Linked DNA regions of Mus musculus: region 2 is linked to region 1. The links are chromatin contacts, found by Hi-C in ENCODE. All regions are on one chromosome and are shown on one strand. Each heading gives the region's core, a stretch centred on a gene start or an enhancer-like site at or near the end of the contact. The rest is flanking DNA. Distances are from core to core; before and after follow the strand shown.

The links. Hi-C counts contacts between places; a loop is a spot of excess contacts on that map.
Region 2: a loop to region 1 is called in a map of gastrocnemius, with 8 times the contacts of the local background. The contact joins the promoter of Adcy2 here to the enhancer-like site in region 1. A Hi-C loop is called at or near these places in 2 of 37 maps with a recorded cell type or tissue (both gastrocnemius).

Annotation. Positions count from the first base shown.
Region 1 is chr13:68,957,942-68,960,994 of GRCm38, reverse strand. The region is part of intron 2 of Adcy2 (adenylate cyclase 2); the gene reads left to right. Among named protein-coding and RNA genes, the nearest start is that of Adcy2, 40 kb to the left of the region's middle. Within about 2 kb of position 1,406, at least 1 of the 3 ENCODE cell types and tissues checked has a DNase peak (open chromatin) inside an H3K27ac peak, as active enhancers do; it is gastrocnemius, where a contact is called at or near this core.
Region 2 is chr13:68,997,979-69,001,031 of GRCm38, reverse strand. Adcy2 (adenylate cyclase 2) reads left to right here and starts at 1,491. Exons shown (of 25, transcript NM_153534.2): 1 at 1,491-1,958. The coding sequence starts at 1,737. Gm35161 (a long non-coding RNA gene) reads right to left here and starts at 1,487. Exons shown (of 5, transcript XR_873632.3): 1 at 367-1,487.

The sequences.
Region 1 (3,053 bases), core at 157-2,656:
AGGGGCACAATTTAGGCCAGAAGACCTTAATTTCAGAGCACTAGGAAAACTCCCATTATACAAAACCTGTTAATTCCATGGATGTATTTTCCTTTAAGAGCCCAGTAAGATTTCTTAATGAGAGAAAAAAAAATTAATTAAAAATCACGGCCTCAGGAGTGAACACACGACCAACAGAACAGCTAAGGTTTCATTCTCATCCAAGCCAAACTCTATTTTGAGTGTCAGTCACAGGGTCAGATCAGGCTCAGGCCTCGCTCATGGGGTTCAGTATAACTTGACAGCAGACATGGGCGCTTGTAACCACTAGACGTGAACAAACTCCCCAGAGTGAGGAGCCCTTTGTTGTCCCTGCAGCAGAAGCAGTGCACTTCTGAGGAAAGAGGCCACGGTTACACTTCACAAGCCATTTGAAATGGCAACAGCTTTACCTCAGTTTTGAGTAGAATGCAAATATAATAACTGTAGATTCCATATTTGCAAATTTTTCTGGCCTGAAACATTTGATAACTCTAAATATGAATTCTTGGTGTTCTTTCACAGGTAGGTCAGGGTGTTACAAGTTGCCAGTCACCTGAGATTCCCATTCCTATGAGCCTGGAAAAGGCGACATTCAGCTCTCATGAAAGGGTCAAGTGTGTTTTTGCGTTCTGTCCAGTGTTACAGCTTGACACCGGCAGGCTTCATATTGGTGCACGTGTTCTTTGGATGTCCCGTGTTCTAAGCTCAAGGCTGTGTGTCCCCTGGGGAGAAAATGCATGTATTAGAGAAGCTTTAGCCACATTGAGCTACTGAGACTTCAAGGTTAATCAGTCAGCAACACATGCTAAGGAAGGATTTTAAAAATAACATTCACAAAATAAGTTTATGGACAGATAGGTTGAAAAAATCCTGAGTCTGGGGCTGTAGAGGAACCTAAACCCATATTGAATGGTTTAGTAGTCTTTAAGATAGTATTTGTGAGCACGATATGGATGCATGTACTACAAATGACAAGAATTGATTGTGTGTGTCCCTAGGAAGAGAAGTCAGGAACCTCACGAACAGAGTAATTCATGGAAGATGGGTTGTGATGACAGGTCTCACTCTCTGTCTCTGCCACTGCCCTTTCTATTTGTGTAGCCAATGAAGTGAAACGACATGTGCTTTAGCTTTGCTGCTTCTGAGCTGTGTTTCTGACTCCTAGAAGTCAAGCCCATCATTGAAATGGGAACCAAAGATAACTGTAGAGGAATAGTCTTCATGATAGAGTAAAGAATCCCAGAACTACCAGAAGTATTTAAATGGGCACGTTCCTGTTGAGCAGTCCCTGGTATCTTAGGTGACCTCTTCCTTTTCCGAATGCAGCTGGTGCATTTGGCAAGAGACTGATGGCAGGTGGCAGATCAGGTGACATTCCATTCCAGTACTCATGGACTTCTGCAGGCAGCCTTGTAACAGAGACTTAAGCAATGGAACACCAGCATGCCAAGCCTGACTAGGGTGAGTCTGTGATGAGCACAGAGTCCAGACATACAGCTTTCCTAGTCTCATCTTGCCAAGGTTATCTTGATGGCAGCGAAGCAGTCATGTTGAAGTTCACGCAGTCCAGCAACTTTTTTTCCCCCAATGTGTCAAATCCAATTCATCCAAGAGGACCACTGGCGGATTCAGAATGAAAAGGTACTCAGCACAGTAATTATGAAGGCCTTGTGCTGGATGTGTTGGGAACCTTTTAACATAATCTTAGTAAGGCATAGCTAAAGTTTAAACTATCACATTTCACAGTAAGGATGTATATTCACTGCTGCTTCCACTCAGTTCAAGTGACAATGTGGAGGTTGCTCCTGCGACCAGAGTTGAGAAACTGCCTGCCCTGTTGGAGGTCACACCCTGGATAACAGGGAGAAGCATGTTCTGTGACATGCAGCAAGCAGCGGTTCTTCACTGTTGGGTGATGGCAGGTGGCTTTGAGAAAATAGAAGATTTTTTCCCCAGAGCTGGGCATATCAGAGGAGAGGTATACAGATGCCTCTACACACAAGGGGAGGTACAGTGGGGTGGTGTAAGGAGACAGGGTGTGGTAGGGGAATGGCAGCATGGACTCTGTCATAACTGCAAGAGCTGAAAACCGTGAGCCTATTGGTGACTTGATGGCCTGACAGGTTTGAATGATTTCATTTCATGAATCTTCACAAGTCAGTTTCCAGCTGTAAGGATTAGTAGTCGTATTACTTACTTGGTACTTGTGATAAATATAAACAAAAGTGACCCGAAGAAGGGAGGCACTGAATTTGGCTTCTCGTTTGTCCCAGCATGGAAGCTGTGGAGGCAGGTCTGTGACAGGCTCATCACATCACTTTTGCAATGAGGCATGAGAGAGAGAGAGAGAGAGAGAGAGAGAGAGAGAGAGAGAGAGAGAGAGAGAGAGAGAGAGAGAGAGAGAGATGGATGCTTGCATTTGGCTCAGTTTTTTATTCTACTTTTTATTCAGTGCAGCAGCTAAGGATGGGTTTCCCCATATCCATTAACCTAATCTAGAAAATAACTCACAAACATGTCCAGGGATTTGTCTAGAGCGTGATTCTACATCCAGTTAAGTTGACAATATAGACCTTCACAAAAACCTTTATTACTTCCTGCATGTATCAAATACGGAGCCCATAGGTGATGCTCTGTGGCTAGCTCTCCTGGGAGGAAGCAGATGTCCCGGATCTGCTCTGAGGAGTGAAGCTGGGCAACAGGAGAGACAATGTGGCTTTCACAGTATAGAAGACCATATAACATAGCAGGGAGATCAGGATTCTTGAGCCAGCTTACCTGAGAGCCAGCCAAGGAAGGGCCATAACCCCACTGTTTGTGGCTCCCATGCCAAAAGTATAAGAACTAAAAGCAATTAAAGGCTCCTAAGAGAGAAGGAATCGGTCTTCTCCAGGGATGATAGGCTATCCAGTGCAACGTGGTCACCTGTGAACAGATATACACATGAGCAACACTAAATAGACACAGAAGAGGAGGTCACGTAGTTGAGATGGATTAGGGAACACATAGGGAGAGGTAAACAGATGAGCTAA
Region 2 (3,053 bases), core at 242-2,741, 40 kb before region 1:
AAAGGGCCCAGTCAATCAGAGGGTTTGAGCCTGCAGGAGAAGTTGAGGCTCCATAGAAATGTCTGGTAAAGGGTGAGGTTTTGTTTATCAGAGGTCAAGCAGGGCAGGGAGGCTCCATGACAAGCTTGGTTTCACTATTAGGGATCCATCGTGATTTCCTCCAGGACTGGGTGAGGAAAGCTGGGATGTCCTGGATTTCAAGTCAACTCTCCCATTAACTCCATCCTTGCCCTCTATCGAGGTTGAGAACACAGCTGTGTCTTCACTCTCTGGGTCCAAAAATAAAATCCCTGGAAATCCCTGGGTCTGAGACTCTGTGCATGGCCTAGGTCCAGCATTTGAGAGTCACACAGTTATTCAGCTTACCTGTTCATGCTGGCTGGCTTGCAACTCAGGTAGGCAGGCTGCTGTCAGGGAACATGCAAAGGTCTAAGGCAGTTCCGGGCTGACAGAGAATGTGGAATAGCTCTTGAGGCGGTGTTGTGTTTTGGACTCCTTAGAAAATGATTTGGGGGAGAAAAATGGCTTGTGGGTTCTTTGGATGGAAGGACAGGAAAATAGGAACCTTCTAGAAGCAGTCTTTTGAAGGTCAGTGGTTAGTCCTGTCATCTAGAAAGAACAAAGGTTGAGGTCACAACCACGAAATGCCTGCCCAGCCTGTCCACGAGGATCTAGCTAGGTCTGTCATGCTTCGTGCATTTGGTCCCCGAGAGTGTCAAGCGGCATGGGATGAGTGATTCCCAAGCCAACCTTGCCCACAGAGGATGATTCTCATTCCTTGCTCCAACTTCTGTGCCATCCCTGTCTGACTGAAAGGGTTCTGGGGAGATCTGCGATGCCAAACACAGAGGTCCATAGGGTACTTCTAAGGCGCGGAGAGCAAAGGCAGAGAAAAGGAGAGGCCCGCTGCCTGAGGACCACAGGTGTCTCCAGTCACTGTGTAATTGAGTTCGTGGGGGCCATTCTTTCAAAAGGACTCCCACAAGTCCTGGAGGGTCCTAACTCCTGCTCTGTACTGGGAGTCAAATTACAATAGAGAAAGTGAGAAAGAAGCCACATTTTGCTAAGTAGGCATACTAAAGAGGGGTGGTCAGGGATATGGGACCCCCTCTCCAGGCTGGGGGGTATTAAAGCATGGCAGCCTTTTACACTGCTGCCTTGTGAGATCATGGAGAGGCAGTGGGGACTCTGGCAGTCAGGTGGGAGACTCCAGGAGCCCAACAGTAGCCCTCAGGCTGTTCTCTGCTGTAGTGGAGAACAAGGCTGAAGCCCCAATCTGCCTGGCTGGAGTCCAAAAGCGAGAGGAGGAGGCGCCCCACTGTGCAGCCTGCGACAGGCTGGAGGGCAAGGACTCGGTCTGAAGCTTTCTCTGGAGCCCAGCCTGGCCGTCGGGGGGCGGTGGTGGGCGCGGGCCGGCGCCGCCCCTGCGCGGAGGCCGGTGCGCTGCGCGCGGGGTGGGGCGAGGCGGGCCGAGGGGCCGGGTGGCTCCCGCCCTCGCGAGCGGTGGTGGCGGCGGCGGCGCCCGGGAGCTGCCCTGAGGCCGCCCCCGGCCCCCGCCCGCGCGTCAGCGCGCCCAGCCCGGGGCTCCGAGCTCCGCCCGCGCCCGAGGCCCCTGAGCACAGCTCCGGGCGGGCAGCCGGCGGGTCGCGAAGCGCGGGGGCGGCAGGCGGTAGGTGACCACAGAGCGGCGCTGCCCGGGCAGGGCGCGCACAGCGGGCGCCCCGCGAGCCGCCCCGATGTGGCAGGAGGCGATGCGGCGGCGCCGCTACCTGCGGGACCGCGCCGAGGCGGCGGCAGCAGCGGCGGCGGGCGGCGGCGAGGGGCTGCAGCGGTCCCGGGACTGGCTCTACGAGTCCTACTACTGCATGAGCCAGCAGCACCCTCTCATCGTCTTCCTGCTGCTCATCGTCATGGGCGCCTGCCTCGCCCTGCTCGCCGTCTTCTTCGCGCTCGGGCTGGTGAGTGGCCTCCCCGTGGCTCCGAGGGGACCGCGCAGGCGACCGTGTCCCGCCCCAGGCTGCTCCTCACCCCTGTGCCCTGCCCGAGGCCGGCCTGGCTAGGGCGAGAGCTGTGGACAGAGGAAAAGTTTCCTTGGAAGGCTTTGCCCAAAATAAAGTTGCCAGGGCTTGCTCCAGGTGGACGGGCAGGGCGTGTGGGTTCAGCATCTCTGCGCCCCGTGGCCAACTCTGCGCTTTCTCCCGGCGCCGCTGCCCGCAGCAGAGGCAGTCCTCAGGCTTCCTTGGCGCGCTAGCTGCCTCCCATCCCTGTCCGCGGAACGCCCCCGGCTCTCCTCTCTGAGTTTGGTCTGGGCATCATTTAACTCTTAAAAAACAAGGTGCTTTGGGAAAGCAGTTCATGACAGCGAAAATGAAAACCAGATAATGTTGTGCATCTTGGCTTTTGAATCTTTTCGTGTTTAGCCATGTAGAGAGAAAGTGATGGAGTGTTGAGCAGATGCCCAAGCCTCATCTCCAGAGACTATAAGTGAGCTAAAAATGGAAGGGACCCTCGCTGCTTTCCCCTTTTTAGAGAAGTGCAGGACTCGATCATGGTTCCCTGCTGATGGTTAAAGCATGTTTTCACGGCTAGAAGCATTAACGCAGCTCAATAGCTGATGTCAGTTTTTCTGGTTCATAATTTTCAGTCAGGAATCTCAGGCTGGCTCCCTGGAGCCCTGTAAGGAAATCTGTAGATGGCGGTAACTTCCTCTTAGCGCTCCCTTCTCTTCAGTGTGGTTCAAACTTTTCCCCCTGACCATGATTTGCCTGTGCAGACTGTCTTGTCCGAGGCCTGGATCAGCTCGTGAGTTGTGTGGTTAGAGGATAATGCGGGATGTTTCTGCTGAACGGTGTTCCCAGAGCTTAGAATGTAAAGACATGCCTGTTTTCACCAGTCTCAAGCAGATTCAGCTCACGCTGCCTCAAGGACACAGAAACTCTGTTAGGTATTTGACAATTCGTTTTATATATCCGAACCATATGGCGCTCACATTATGAATCGGGAGGAAAAAGTTTCAGTCACGGTACAATTTTTTAAATGTCCCCCACGAGCGT